Linked DNA regions of Homo sapiens: region 2 is linked to region 1. A link is a loop called in an ENCODE intact Hi-C map of the cell type or tissue named here. Cell type or tissue: Calu3. All regions are shown on one strand.

Evidence for each region. Peaks named below come from ENCODE experiments on the same cell type or tissue, not always from the same donor. Only the 100,000 strongest peaks of a DNase experiment are listed, where the experiment ranks them.
Region 2: it touches region 1 in a loop (4-fold over the local background); 7 of 110 quality-filtered maps call a loop at or near these places.

Annotation. Positions count from the first base shown.
Region 1 is chr12:5,019,377-5,027,376 of GRCh38, forward strand. LOC100507560 (a long non-coding RNA gene) reads left to right here. Exons shown (of 7, transcript NR_187676.1): 3 at 2,312-2,466; 4 at 3,115-3,318; 5 at 4,148-4,245; 6 at 4,416-4,529; 7 at 5,718-6,218. Among named protein-coding and RNA genes, the nearest start is that of KCNA5, 21 kb to the right of the region's middle. RefSeq lists an enhancer at 7,835-8,000. In Calu3, a CTCF peak has its summit at 3,255 (motif pointing right); a DNase peak (open chromatin) is centred at 3,275.
Region 2 is chr12:5,791,829-5,799,828 of GRCh38, forward strand. It overlaps ANO2 (anoctamin 2), which reads right to left. Exons shown (of 25, transcript NM_001364791.2): 10 at 7,679-7,743. Among named protein-coding and RNA genes, the nearest start is that of ANO2, 150 kb to the right of the region's middle. In Calu3, no CTCF peak of the experiment used is centred here; a DNase peak (open chromatin) is centred at 4,843.

The DNA.
Region 1 (8,000 bases):
CCTTTCAGACCTTGTAAACAGTCATTCAGCAGGTGTATATCAAATATATGCTTCGTGCCAGGCTGTGTTTGGCCTGCAGAATCCCTGTTGGATAAGGCCCCCCTGCCCTCCAGAGGCTCACAGTCTAGAGGGGAGACAGGTGTGGACACAGGCAGTTGCAATGCAGTGTGTTGAGTGGGCAACAGAGAGGATGTATCACGCACCAAGGGCAGGCAGGATGGGGCAGTAACCTGGTCTCTGGTCCAGGGGTGAGGATGTCAGGAAAAGCTTTTCACAGGTGGTAATGATCATCACAGATGTGTTTCCATGTTGATTACAGGCAAGGAATTGGTGTCGACACTTTATGAGGATTGGCTCATCTAATCCTCATGATAGCACTGTTTGAGGCACAGAGGGGTTAAGTAACTTAGCAGGTGGCAAGGCACAGAGGCAGAGTGCAAACCAGGCACCCTGACTGAACAGCTTGCAGCCTCCTCCTCCATCTCTTCCACCTGTTGGTGAGTTAGCAGGGAGGAGACAGAAGAAGCAGGTCCGGACAGCCCCATCTCTTCCAACTCCTCTTCGTCTCTTCCTTTCTTATTGCTGAGCTACAGTGCATCCTCCACCCTACTGACAATAATCTACCCCAAGCACAGGGAGGATGGTTCCACTGCCTGCTAGGAGCCTCTGATGCTTCCCATCCCGCAGAGGCTGAGGCTGAACCCCCTTCATGGACACATGAAGCCCTCTAGAGTCCTCTCTGGCCTTGTCTTCCACTCCGCCTCGTCTCCCTCTATATGCTCTCAGCAGCCTTGCACACCACCCTCATCCAGCACAGGCCTGCTCGCCAGCCCACACAGCCATGCTCAGCAAGTCCTCAGGCCTGGGCACATCACTGATTTTCTGCCAGAATTGCTCTTGTCCCCCAATCTCCTGACAAACTCCTGCACATCCTTTAGATTCAGGTCAGTTGTCGCCTCACAGGAAGCGGTCCCTGACTCCTCTACGGCCAGGTTATTTGTTTCCTTGCTTAGCCATTCCCAGCTCTGGGTACAGTCCTGGACTTTCTGAGGTGGGCTGGAGCCACTCTACCCGCGGGTGAGCACCAGGTGTGGGTCTCCCCGCAAATTCATGTTCAGTGACTTTGTGCGAAATAACTTGAAGTCCCTCCACCCTGGTGGCAGTATTTACACCATAGGAATTGACAAACCCCGCAGACACCTCCCCCACCTTAGGAGCTTATTAAGGATATACTGACCCCCCACTGACTGTGTCTTTCTCCAACTGTGTCACCACTTTCGTATGTGTCTTTCTCCCCTCCCAAATGGCAAGTACTTCAAAGGCAAGGCCTCTGTCTTATTTATCCGTTTACAGACAGACCCAGCGTACTGTCTGGTAGCACATGAGGGCTGCCAATAACTCATGAGACGTGAGGCATGCCCTAGAGAATTTGTCATTTAATTATGGCAACCAGGCATTCTCCTGCCACCCCAGTCCCTTGAAAACTCTGCCACGCCCACAGTCAGCTTCCTGCTCAGAAACCTCAGTAGGTCCTTTTGCATATATGGCCAGAATGCCATGTCCCCCAAGGTAGGGATTTGTATCTGTTTGGTTTTATCAATGAGATCCAGTGCTCAGAACAGTGCCCAGCATGGAGAAATGCTTTGTACCTTTCAACACATTATTGTCAAATAAATCAATAAATGATAAAATTCAAGCTCCTTACAACAGGCTTCAAGACCCTTTATTCACAATTCTGTCTCTCCAATTCTGTGGCCAGCTTCTCCTTTGGTCAGAGCCTCCGCACCAGTCCCGCTGATCTCCTAGTTAGCCCCTCAGGTCCAGGTACCACATACTCTTGTCCTGGCATGAAACTCCCACTCCCTCCCCTCTGTCTGCCCAAAGCCGCCTCATTCTTTGATCCGACTCCTGGAACACCTGCTATTTTCTACTCTTCCTCTAGCACCAACCTGTAAGGTTAGGATTTTTTTCTACATTCTCAGCCAGGCTTTGAGCTCCTTAGGGCAGGGCTGGCGTATGGACCACCTTGGTGTCTCCAGCACCCACCTCAGGCTTTCATGCATAGTAGGCACCCGGGGTAGGGTTGTAGCCTATATTTGCTCACATTAAAAAATTAGAGACCAGCAAGATATATGCAAGTTGCCGCCTCTAACCTCGCCACCCCATGGAGTTTCTTTTTAGCAGTTGTTGACCAAGTGTCAGCAGAGGTTGCATTGGGGTGTTGGTGTTCAGGAGCCCGAGCCAGTCGGGGCTCACCATGGTGGCAGCAGGCTTTATGACTTGGTCTTTTCCTCTTTCCTTTTCCTCTCAGGTCATGGTCACCCCGCTGCTGGCTAACTGCAGCTACTTCTGCCAGCCAGTGGACTACAGATGGAGAAAGCATGGAATGAGGGTATGGCAGGGAGCAGGAAGCAAGCCTGGAGAGGGTTAGGAGGAACAACTTCATAACAATCGGAGGTCAAGGAGGTATCACCTGAGCCTTTTGATGAGAGGCAGGGGACTAGCTAGTTTTGGAGTCAGATAACATCAATTTGGATCTCAGCTCTGCCAGTTACTTGCTGTGTGACTCTGGGTGGCACACCTAACTCTTCTGGGACTCAATTTTCTTATCTATAAGATTGAGATAATAATACCTATTTTATAAAGCGAAATGATTGAAGGAAGACGGAATCAGATAATATATGATAGATAATATATGAAAGTGTTTAGCACAGGGGCCGGCACACACTGAGCGGTAGCTAGGTGGTAGTGATTTCATCACTGTTAGCTGTTCTCTGTTTCAACTGGAAGCAGAACAAAAGACTCTAGCTGAAGCCTGTCTCCAGGTAGCTAAGGCTTCTCACCAGCTGATATGGATGTTGAGTCACTGGATGTTGGTGATGGGCTCATGTCCTGTGACTCAAAGTATGATCCTTGGGCCAGCAGCATCATTTGGGAGCTTGTTGGAAATGCAGAATCTGTGCTCCACCCCAGGCACACTGATTAAGAATCTTCTTTTCAACGAACAAGATGCCCACATGCTCATTAGATTCCAAGGTTCTGGGCTGGGGCACATTTGGAGAGTCCTTCTGTGGTCACTCCAGTAGCTTCTCCCCTTCTTTCCTGTGCGAACAGGCATCTTCCTGGAGACAGGAAGGTAGGCACTGTGGAATCAGCGGTGCGTAGAACAGTGAGGATTTGGGGCTGAACCCAGCCCAGGTGGGCCAAGCCGTGGCACCAGCCGGACTGCAGTCTGATGGAACTTCCCCTTCCTGCCCAGCAGATGGCGAGCGTGTGCTGCTGGTGCCTCTTTCCAAAGGACGTTGAATTGCTTGACAGGTAAGATCCCGGACCCATGGGCTCCTGTATATCCGTCAGCCAAATCTGGGGTGGTGTCTGACTCTGCCAGCAAGAATGCTCTCTAGGTTTGCCCAGGCAGCCATGCCAGAGACTAATTTCAGAGTAAAGCCTTGGTCCAGTACCTGGCTGAGGGAGGATGCTCAGCCACTGAGGTAGCATCCCTCTCTGCCGGCTCCCCTGGTCCCTGCTTTCTATCAACAGAAGTAGGAGTAGGCATTTGCCCCATTAGTATCCAGGTTCCAGGTAAAATTAAAATGGAAAATTAAACAAATTTTAAAACTGACATGATATAGCAAGGGTCATCCAACGGCAAAAGCCATCCTTCCATGTTAATGAGAAGAAACCTTGCTGGTGAGGCCAGGGAGCTTGTGGGATTAAGCAGGGTGGGGCAAGAGCATAATGTTGGTGTGGTTGGTGATGAAAAGAGGGTACTCTTTCTTCTCAGTCTCTTGCCAAAATGATCTGAGCAAAGATCACGTGGGAATGTGTTGTGTGGGTGTCCGGATTTGGGCTGACTGTTCAACACCTGAACTCTTACCCCGGTGGCCTGGGGGGCAAGGATCGGACATTGGAAAGAACCCAGTCTCTGAAGCCAGACTGTTCTGATCCCAGTTTGGCCACCTACTAGTTGTGTGCCTTTGGGCAAGTTACTTAACCTTTCTGTGCCTCTGTTTTTTTTTTTTTTTTTTTTCTTGAAAAATGGAAGTAGTAGAAGTATAAACTGCACACAATTATGTGGTATTTAAGTGATTATTTTATACACATAAAGTAGAATAGTGTTCTCTTCCCTCCTCTTCCCACCACACAGCCCTGCCCAGCATCTAGAAGACCACCTGAAGCTTTCACACTTTGAGACCTTAGATCCTGCGAGGGTTTGAATTTCAAAAGCTTCAATTAAAGCACACAGTAGGTCATAAATTGGTGTTTGACTGTTGTTATTTCCCTTTAGTTTTACTCTCTTCTTCAGTAAAACAGGTAGAATTACCATATCCCACTCTAAGGGGTAGTTGAGGCCCCTGGAGAAGTCTGGAGAAAGGAGACCTCCAGAGTTGATGCCATCTCTTCCTCCTCTCCAGGTGTTCTTTACTTTATGAATGAAGCCAGAGCAGCCCACCTTCCTGCATCTCTACCACCATGGCACCATGCCCTGTGATGGGTGGGCTGGAGTCAAATATGTAGCAGGCAGCCAGGTAAGTGATGCGCGCCGTGGACGGCCCTGCTCCAGGCCCTAGTAAGGCAGGTCTGCTGGGCTGGTCTGCTGGGCTGAGTCCCAGCTCAGGAGACCTGCATCCCTGGAATATCATGGCTGGTCTCTAACTTTTCCCTTCCCTGAGGTCATGAGACCAGGCCTCTGCTCCCATTTGTCCCTGTGGCTCCTCAGAGCTCTCGGGCTACCCCTCTCTGGGATGGGGAGGTGGCTGCTGGGAGATGCTCATAGCCATCAGCCCAGAGAACACAAAGGTAGTAGAAACATTCTCATTGAGCATCTCAATAACTCCAGCCCTCCATCATCACGATCTCAGATGGCTCATGCCGGACCTCTGCAGGATAAGGTCTTTCCAGGGATTCTCTGTGGAGATTGCAGAGGTGCTCTCTGCAGCTTGGAGGATTGAAACATCAAAGAGAACTCCCACACCACAGCTAAGCCCAGCTCCACTTATTTTCCTTTATCTCCCCACACCCCACTCTGCAGCCTTCTTCATAGGGATGCTTAATTCTTTGGTCCATGTCTTCATGGACTGGCCAGGTTGTGGCCTTCTATGTGGCCCTGCTTCTGGTGGAAATGATATCTTACCACCCTACAGCTGGTAAGGAGATCTCATTGGCTCCAGGGGCCTTGGCTGAACCCTTGGTTCTATTCTTGGCTTGTCACTCTATACCAGTGACTTGGCATCTGCCCATAAACAAGCCCTCTCATCCTTAGATCTTCCTTAGCTTCCTAACTTGCAAGGGCCTCGGTAGCCATCTCATCAGATCCTGGAACTAACCCTAACTCACTGGCACAGTGTGGGACTTTGAGCAAATGGCTTCCATGCTCAGGTCTCAATGTCATTATCTATAAAATGAGGGCCTCAGCCAGATGACCTCTAAGCATTAATATCCTGTGAGTCTGTGATCACCGATTGCACCCTCCAGGTGCCTGGATGTCTTGCAGTTTTGGGAGAACCACTGCCCCCCAGATGGTGATGACAGCCTAAAGTGTCCCATACGGGGCTCTGGATAGACTGAGTTTATCATCAGGGCCACCATGACATGGCTGGATGGGGGAATTGGGGAAACCACGACCAGGAGAAGGGTCAAGAAGATTCTTGGGATCATGGGGTGGAAAAAACTGACTGCTCTCCCTTCTCTTTCTTCTCATGCTTTCTTTTGCCCAGGGTCAGTTTGTGGCCACTGCTGCCCCCTCTTCCTACAGTCTCCTCACTGAGTGCCCCTTCCCTGTTGGGTTCAACACATCTGTGCTCCTGTAAGCCCTCAGCCTCCTCGTTCTCTTCCTCAACTTCTACCACCAGACACATCTGAGAAGCAAGCAAGAGAGGCTGAACTAGGAGCAGGACCCAGGGACTGAAACCAGCACAGCATCCCCACAGAGAATTGGGTGGAAGGCAGCATGGCTTCCAGCTTACTGGTGCTGAGCAGATTGCTCTGGGTCTCCATTGTATCCTCTGAAGGAAGGAGGAGGATTGCCTTCTGTCCAGATCTCAGGATCAAACAAATAGGTCCAATTTCCTGTGCTCACTTCAGTTAGAGCACTTCTCATGTGACTTTGTAGCTTTGTGTGCATCTCCTTCCTCTACTAGACCTAAGCCCCTCACGGGAGGGACTCTCTTATTCTTGATGTTCCCCACACCTGGAATTTCAATAAACATCTCAATAAACGTGTGTGTTTGGATCCTTGGATCCCATGACTGCCGTCATAACCTTGGTGAAGAAGAGGGCTGGGAGTAGGAAAGAGGTCAAGGTTCGCTTGATCTCTAACCCTATAGTGGGAAATTGTGACGGAGAATATTCAAGAGTGGGTGTGGGTCTGTTTGATTTCAGGTGTAGCTGTGTAAATAGTTAGCCCTGCATATATTTTTGTCTACTCACAACTGCCTGCATGTGTATTCATAGAGTTGTGTGATTCTGTGTATGTGCCTGGGGAGTGGGAGAGGGCCATGTGCACATGTCTGAATACTTGTTTTCAAATATACATGCATGTTTCCATTTGGGTTTCTCTCCATTTGTGTTGTTTGCCTGCCTCTTCTGTAAGTCTCTGAAAGTGCCACATTGGCAAATAAAAGCCACTGGGATCAATAATTCTCCTGTTCTGATGGGAGACATGGAAGCCCACTGAGAAATCTCCGAATACATGTTCCACTAAGAGCTTCCAAAAATAAATGGGAAAAAAGGAGAAATGGGGCACACCCATCTTCTTCACAGAGAGGGAAACTGAGGACCAGCAAAGGGGAATATATGACTGAGATACTATGGCAGAAGCAAATATTGGCTGAGCTGTTCAAACCCAGAATAGGATGGGTTTCTTGAAAGCAGTTTGCCTGGGAGCTGTCTCTATGTCTCCAGTATGATGACTTTTCTCCTTTATAATTGCCCTTCGGCTGTTTTTCATCTCTAGGTAAGTTCTTATTTTGCCATGCCTCAATAGTCAAGAAAATTAAAGAATTGCTGAAGGTTATGCAGTGCTATTTGGGGACTGTGTCTCCATCTGGCCTTTTAGTTAATCAACCCAAGGCCAGGCAAGGCTACATCCTGTGGACAGAATACTCAGAGAAAATTCCCTCTAAATTACGCAGGATGTGAGCACATTCCACACCTTTTCCATGCACTGGTTGAGTGCCTTTGGGTGGGCGGTGGGGGGTGGTGAGGTGCTTATTTTAAGGCAAACTGTTATATTTTTTTAAACACAGGAGTAAGGTTTGTTCATTTGCTTAGCAGCCAAGGGAAGGGAAAAATTAGTCACTTCACAGTTTAGCATTAATATTTGCCCAGTTCTTTGTGGCTGCCTCTGCCTGATAAAGCAGCGCAAAGGGAAATGATATGTTCCAGGTCACGTCTGAATGGAATGAGACTTTTGCTGGGGAGAGCCTTTGTGAGGCAGTGTCCCAGAGAGAGTTTGGGGGAAATTCTCAATGGACTGAAGGCCCTTCATTTTTCTATCCTGTACTACTATGTAACAACTCCAGCTCTGATGTAGGAGTGCTTTGTAGGTATTGTTCATTAGTGTAGGTTGATTGTGTGAATATGATAAACCAAAGTGGTTTATATTTAGCAAAAATACCAAAATTCTTAACTAATATTGTAGACGTTCATCTCTATGAACTGTTTAAGATAATGACAAGGAAGGGTGGTGGTAGACATTTAAGTATATAACATAGCAGGGCTGGGCTACTGCTCAGAGAAAAGGAGGCTCAGAGTACTGGGAGGGAATGTTCCAGAGACAGAAGTAGGGGGCAGGCCCCCACCCCCTGTCTCCCATGAGCTTCCAGCAACTGACGGTTTGGGCTCCTGGCTGTCACCTCATAAATCAGAGTACATCTAATTGAGAGATAAAAACCACCTCCCAGTGGCCTTCATTGTCCTCTTCCTGCTAAAAATTCTGTGGAGACCTCTCCTCCCAACCCACCCCCATACATACTCCACTGTCCACTCAGCTGACCACA
Region 2 (8,000 bases), 770 kb after region 1:
CAAAGCTCTTAAGCTAAGGAACCATATGAAATTCCACCACTTTAATGAATGTTATAATTTCCCCCACAGGGAGTCAATAAATTCGTATTTATTTAACTACAGCCATTTATTTTATTTGTATTATATTGTAATAGAAATAATTATTGTAATATAAATAAATGTATAAATACATTTATTTGTATTTATTTAGACCTACAGCCATCATCACAGTATTTGCACAGCTCTTCATCTGAATCCTCCCAGTAATACTGTGGGCAGGTAGCACAGGTGCTATCACCCCTATTTCATAGCTGAGAAAACTGAGGCTCAAGAGAGAATGACTTGCCCAAATATTACATCAACTGGAAACAAATCTGGAGGTAAAACTGAGTTCTTTTCACTCTTAACTCACTGCTCCTGGTCTAAAGGAATGTCCCCGGGCAGGTGCGTCAGGGTCTGATGAACACATACACAGGCACATTACCCATCTTTTGACTGTCAGCCTCACTCCTTCTCCATTTTGTTCTGAGAATAGGGAACTCTTCCTTGTTTAAGTCCGACTTTATAAAGACGCCTCTCCAAATCCTTGATCACATTACTTTTCCTTCTGTGAAACAGTTCCAGCCTGGTTATGTTTTCTTTAGGTGTGATGACCTAAGTCAGCCACATGTGAGGTTTTACCATGATTCAGTAAATCACTGAGTGATGCAATCCTAGCTTGGTTTTAAAATGTATTCTGAGAATTCGAGGGGTCTGTGGTGCTGCATCACATCACACTGATGTTTCTAGAAAGAGTTACAATCATCCCCAAAGATCTCTGCCTGATGCATAGCTGATACCTCTGAGCCCATCACAAATGGCTAGTCGAAGGCCAATTTTCCCTCGTGATCTTTTCCATATGTTGTTTTCCTACAGCCTCACAGCTACTTTCTATAAATTTTCTCCATCAGCCTGTCCCTTTATTTCCCAGAAAACCCAGTGGTCATCTGCAAGCATGGAGATTCCACTTTGAACTCAAGCTCCTTGAGAGTGGGGTCATGCTTACATCATCTCCGTATCCCCAGGACCAGTGTCTGGATAATGCAAAATATGTGGTGGCTTAACTGCTTCAGTGAGGTGTATGTAAGGCTCCTCCTCTTCCAAGTTACCCCACCAGTGAGTCCCAAGAAGGACAATCACGATGATAAGGCTGTGTGGGGAACACACGTTGATATGGAAACGCAGAAAGTCCTAGGAGTATTTGGGGTGTGGGAAAGAAAGCTTAGGTATATGAGCACTGTTGTTGACACAATTGTTGTTTTCAAATATTTAAAGGGTTGACCTATACAACAGGGTATACTTGTTCTGTGCAGCTCCAGGAAGCAGAACTAAGACCAAAATAAGGGAAATCAGCAGTTTTCCTTCTAGTTTCATGACTTCCTATGGGCTAGATATGCCCAAGACAGAAACAAACTGTCCCAGAGATAAGGTGCTCCCTATTCCAAGAAAAATCAAGCAGAGGCTGGGCATTTGCTAGATGAATATGCCGCAAGAAAAATTCTTCATTCCTTCCTTCCAGGGACAGCTATCCAACTGTCTGGCCTCTAAGCTTCATTTGCCTCTGTGAGGCTATGGTTTGTTCCTAGAGGTTCTGGATAATTGAAAGCTTATTGTACAACAGGGCCAAGACAGCACAAACATATAGCTTGTCATATTTTTCAGACTAATATCAGCTTTTCCTCCCTGGGGCATGACATAAGCTGATCAAGGAGGCAATGAGCTGATGCCAGACAGCTCCTTCCTTCCCCAGCTCTGCCCTGGAATTCCAGGTGGCCATGGGGAACTTGTGGAGCCTCTTGGTGCCTTGGGATCCACCATCCATACCATGTGGCTGATAAGACAGGAAGGAGGATGAAAAGTTTAAAACAGGAGCCACCATCTCTGGAAGGCTGTTGTGAGGCTAGGAGGCCACCCTCAGAAGACCAACACAGTCATTAGCTGCTACCTTGAACTGGAGCTGGTAGCATTTTGAACTGGAGCTGGTAGCATTGTACTCCAACTCCTGTTTCCATTGGTCAACCACAAGACCAACAGCCTTCCCTCCGAAAGGGTACAACTGGAGGAGAGTGGCACTCCATGGAGGAAATGAGAGAAAGGAGACTGGGGCAGAGCCTTTCCACAGCATGATGGGATTAACAGCATGACTTATATCCTGATCTATAAAATGGACCAGAATGTAATGGCATGGAACATAATCATCCTTGTTTCTGCCTCACCTCAACCAGCTGTTGCTGCTTTTCTCTGTCTACCCTTCTCTCACACCCTCAGAGGTAAAGGAAGAATAGACTTCAGGCCTATGAGGTATTATTTCCTTCCAGGCTGCAAAATGTTTTCCAGCTAAACCCAACCATCAAATGATAAGACCCGTGCAAATGCCATGGTGCTGATCCCACGTGTCATCTCTCCTTAGCTTCCCTTCATGCATCCAGCCTCATTTCCTTCCAACCCTGGATTGCCTGCTAATTCGTGGGGCAGAGCAAGGGACTTGGGCCAGGTTGGCAGGGAATCCTTACAGACAAGGTCTGCAAGCCAAGTTCTTGATCTCACCACTCCCAGTCAACAGTGAGGAAAGATCTGGCTTTGAGTCAATGTGATTTTCAGTCATTAGTATCAGGCTAAACTATAAATCCTTATACAGGGCAGTCCAGGCTGGTTACAAAGACACACTCTTTCACCTCAGTCGTCCTTCAGAAAGCAACATTTCTGATTCAAGGGCCACCTCTTCCAGGAAGTCTTGTCTTATTCCTCTAGCAGCAATTACTCTTCAAATGTGATCCCATACTGATAGGTTTGAACATTATTATAGTCCTGAGAGCCCTCGCTATATCCGGTCTTGCACACATTTGTCTCCCTACATAACTCCTAGATCTTAAAGGCCATAAGCTCTCCCTTCATCGTTGTTGTGCCTCCCCATACTGCCAAGCAAAGAGACTTGCTCACTGTAAGCATCAGTGAATGTGTATTGTGTCGAGCTGAATTGCCTTTCTCAATCCCAAAGAAAAATCAAGGAGAAAGCAGCAGGGCTAAGGAAATAAGTAATCACAGATTGATCAACGTTTTTCTCTCTCCAGTTCCTCCTCTAACCCAGCTGTGGCCTGGCCAGTCCTTCCCCAGCCTGGCCTGCTGAGAAGCCTCCTAAGAACATGGCTTCCTCGGTCTCCCTCCGGGGGTGCTCAGATGGCTCACAGTTCAGGAGGGTGGAAGCAGAGCCCAGAGACAAGGAGGGATGGATCAAACCACACAGTCTCTGGTGGCAGTGCTGGGGAACCCTGGCAAGGACGGTGACCTGTGCCTTGCAGTAGGAGGGAGATCCCATTCGTGGCATGTCAGGCTAGAGAGGGCTGGTAGAGATGTGTAGCAACGTTGGGGCACAGTGCCACCCAAGGGCTCTTGAAATGGTAACCCCATAGAGATCACTCTCAGATCCTCGTGGAAGCTGTTCCATATCTCAAGGCTCTAAGCTGGCACATTTCTAAGAGAACTCCAGAGCTTCCACATGGGTGGGCTTCATGCCCAGGGCCTGACTTTAAGTGCAGGAAGCCTCACTCATGAAGTGAGCACCCCAGGAACAGGTGGGAGTGAGTAGGGACCATTACCCCTCTTCAGACTGCAGGCCTGGTTTGGTACAGTGAAGCTCCCCATCCATTATCCCCTTGGTGAACTCCCACAAGTCAACAGGCTGCAATCCCTCTGAGCTGAGTACAGTTCTAGAACCCTCTCTTTCCCATGCTGTCACAGGCAGGCAGTGGCAGCTGCTTTAGAATAAACTTTTTGTACATTAGTTTCAGCAGAGTATAGTCAGAAGAGAAATCAAACTCAGAAGATGCTTAAGACCTATTGTTTTGTCTCATTCATATCAAAACGTCCAAGCTAAGAAAATCAGCCTGGGAGCAGATATTAACTTTAGTAAAAAGACAGATTACGGCCCTGACTAGTATTGGGTCAGACCTGTACAAATCGAAAAGGCCTCCAGTCCCCAAGTTTTCCCAGAAAATAAGGGCTGTTTTCCTCCTGGGTTTTAGAGCATTGAACCAGAGAAGTGCAGGCAGAAATGTCCTTCTCCAGCTGTGAGGACCCTCTTCCAGCTCCCTAAAGGACTAGAAGAGTCATTTCACTCTAGCTTAGGAGTCATTCCTCATATTATCAGCCACAAGCCATGTTTCTGACAAGGCACAAGTGCTGCTGGCTGGAAGTGCCCAGGAGGTCTTCTGGATTGGGGTGCACTCACTCATCGAGGTTCCTGCTGGATACCTCTCTAGGGAACTTTCCAGAGAGCTCTCACACACACACTCACACACACACAGTCACACAATCGCTCATTCATACACACTCATGCACACACTCTCTCACATACACTCACACTCTCACACTGACACACATGAACACACTCATACCCACTCACACACATACACTCACACCGACACACGCATGCACACACACTCATTCACACGCTCATACACATACACTCCCTGCTCACACTCACACACTCATGCACGCTCACACTCTCACACACACCCTCACATATACACTCTCCCAAACACACATATTCTCTGGCACACACACACACTCTCATACTCTTACACTCACACACATGCACTCACACACACACCCACTCTTGCACATACACACACACAAACTCACAACACACAGAGACACACTCTCACACGAACACATTCTCACACTCACACACACTAACACACACAAACACTCTCATACAGGCTCACACACACACTCAGGCCTGCAGGCCCCAGGTCTCCAGAGCAGAGGCAGGATCGGGAGGAGAGCCGTGCGGGGCTGGAGGCCATCAGCAGTCTCACAGTGCAGCCTGCTGGGCACGAACGACACTGCAGCCGGGTGGAGGCAGGGGCCAGGGGTGCAGGGAAGGGTGTCTTGCCTCCCCTCTGTGGACTTTCAACATCCAGGAACGGTGTCTCAAACCCCAAGACTCAAAATGAGGCCTGAAGGCCTGCGGAAGGGGAAGGAGAGCTAGTTCCGGGGCCTTCCACATACAAACAGGTCTCCTGCCCCATGAGCTCTCAATGGCTCACACAGAGGTTTTAGAATCTTCCAAACAATTGGCACAGAGGAGGAGCACTAGGGCTCCAGAGGAGGAACAGAAGCTTGGCGCTAAAAATGAGGAGCTGAAAACCCAAAGAAACGGGTGGGAAAGACCTTGGCCAGGCCTGTGCATGAATTATCACGTTCCGCCTGTGCCAGATTCCCCTGCTCCGTCACTCTTCCAGCACAGACCATATGAGGGCAACTTCTCCGCGAGGCACACGGAGGGTGCCATGCATGGTAGTAAGTAGTCATGGAGCAAAACTGTCATGGTGTGGGGCCTGTGATGGCTCAGGAAGGGAACCACAGGCTGGACTCTGCAGGCAGGTGGGCCCCGACAGGAGGTGGGAGGAATGATGGAGAGGAAGTGGCAAAAGAGAGAAATGGTGCTGAAGAAGAATCCCCAAGACTCACAGTTAGATTGGGGAGTGGGAAGTGAAAGTGACGCCAGTCAGGGATTACTGAGGTCTCGGGTTGTGTCATGATGAAGAAGAGGAAGGAGAGGACTTGGACAGAATCAGGGAAAGCAAGTTGGGACCATTTGGTAAAAGAGTGTAAAATGAGGAGTTTGGTGTGCTCACTGAGTCTAAGTAGCTGCTCCCTGCATGCTCCAGCCCACATTTCTCTCTACAAGTTCTCCAGGTACTCGCCCACTTCTGACCCTAGTGCTCCCCACCACCAGCCCTTCCATCACTTCTCTTTCCAGCAGTTTCTTGAGGTCAGAGAGTTCCTTATGCCACTGGGATGACAACCACCATCACCATCTGCCTTGGCTCCCCACACACATGCTGCCCAGCGTCCCATTCTCCTGAGGCTCCTTCCTCCTCTCCCTCCTGACCAAGACTTGGCTTTGCCCAGGGACCGTGGGAGTGTTCCAGGCCATCTGATCTGTGAGGAGCTGTAGACAGCCTCCGGCCCTGCTCCAGTACACCGTGCCCTGTCTAGACAGATTTGAGCTCTCCATCCTCAGGAACCGCCAGGCCCCAGAGCAGGGCTCCGCTCCAAAGGCAATACTTCCCCTGCAGGTGAGGCTGCTTTGGTGGCCAAAACCGAGTGCATATTGGAGCCATTTGCCACTTAGCTGGCAGCGAGTCACCTGAAGTCTCTGCGGGAAAAGATAGGGCTCTCTGGTAGGGAGAATTTTTATTTTTTAATCGTACTTAAAAAAAACAAAAACAAATGAGTAGTTGGAGAAAACAGGCGACAGAGTGGGTGGCCACTTGAGATCCAGAGAGAAAGATCAAAGCCCACCAAGAATGGAATGATCAGCCTTGGGGTGGCCCAGAGAACAGTCTAGGTGGCCCATGCCACATGAAAGGCAGCCAGGGGACGGGAGACAGGGTGAAGGCACCTGGTCACAGGCCCCGCATGTCCCTGCTCCCCCACCCAAGACCTTGGTTCACGGTCCTCAGCTGGAACAAACACCTGCTTCCAAGAGACATCCAACCAAGCTCTGTCCGCTGGGAGGGCCGCTGCATCTCTGTGTAGGAGGTGAGCTGCCCAAACTCTGGCCTCCACGCGGCTTTCTCTTTCCAAGCAGAAGCTGGAATTCCTCCCTCTAGACTCGATTCTCCTGGCCGCTGCCCCTCTCACAATCCCAGCCCAGGGCAACCAGCCAGGAACACGCTCTATTCTCAGGCTGATGAATTAGCTCATTAGGTGACTTCAGGGCAGTGAGTCCACCATGTCCACCATGGAGCAGCCTCCTCCTGCAGGCTCCAGCGGCCCATCTTTTCCAAATGAGCACATTCTACCATGTGAACTCACAGATCCCTCAGCTCAGCCTCCCAAGTTAGGACAACCAGGACCCTGAAGATCAAAGAGGAATTGGGGCTTGCCCAAAGAAATGGTAGCACTTAGTGGCCAGGCCCAGACCAGAACTCACGTCTCCAGACTCTCAGCCCAGTGCTGTCACACAGTGCTGCCGCCCAACATTCCAGCCAGAAGATTGAGTTTCTAGAGCCCTGAAGCCATTTTAAACTAGTCAGACCTATGACATTCCAGTAAGTTATTTCCAAGGACTTTTCACTAATGTTCAACAGAAGCTGGGGAAATGTCCAAGGTGCCAGAAAACAGGACATCATTCTGTGACAACACAGAAGGGAGGAAACCCAGGGCCTAGTCTCTCCTCCCTTCTAATTTGGAAAAGCCATAAAAAGTCCACATTCTGTCAGGCCAACCAGCATATTCCTCATGTGATTTGCTAAATCCACCCTTTCCTGGATCAACACTGGCACTTGGGCATAACCCAACAATCAGCTTCATCCAGGTTCTTCTCTAGGACAAGACTAAGGAAAAGAAATGAGACAGCTCCATGCACCCCTCCCAGAGAACAGGCAGGGAAAGAGACCAATGTTGAAGACCTCAAGGTGCAGGTCATGGTCTATCAATCTACAGTATCTTTTGCCCCACGCAGCCTCCATGTCCCTCCCATGTCCCCAGCTGCTTCCCCACCCATGAGACACAGAGGAGTGGATCATAGAAGCTAGAAAAGAAGATCCCTCCACTTGAGCAAAGGACTGTCAGAGTCAAAAGGTTTATGATACATCTTTCAGGACTTGCATCTCCAGGATACTTCCAAAAGTTCCCTACCACCTCTTACCTGATGAGGTCAATAGGTTGGAACTTATAGAACACTCCATAGCGCGCCCATTCTTGATATAGCAGCTAAACAAAGAAAATAAGGAAACAGGTTAGAGGTAGAGATGGGAAACTTCACCTGATTTTGTCCATCCTAACAAGTCAGATTTTTATCCCCAAAGTCCAGCTTCTAAGAAATTCTCATGAGACATCCAGGGGGAGATGTTCAGAATCGGGAGGCTATGGAAACTGGCTTCTCCTTCCTCAAACAACAGAGATGAACTTTATCACACTCTGAGGCAGTCCTGCACCTGATTAGCAGAACCCCGTCTTCTTTATTCCCA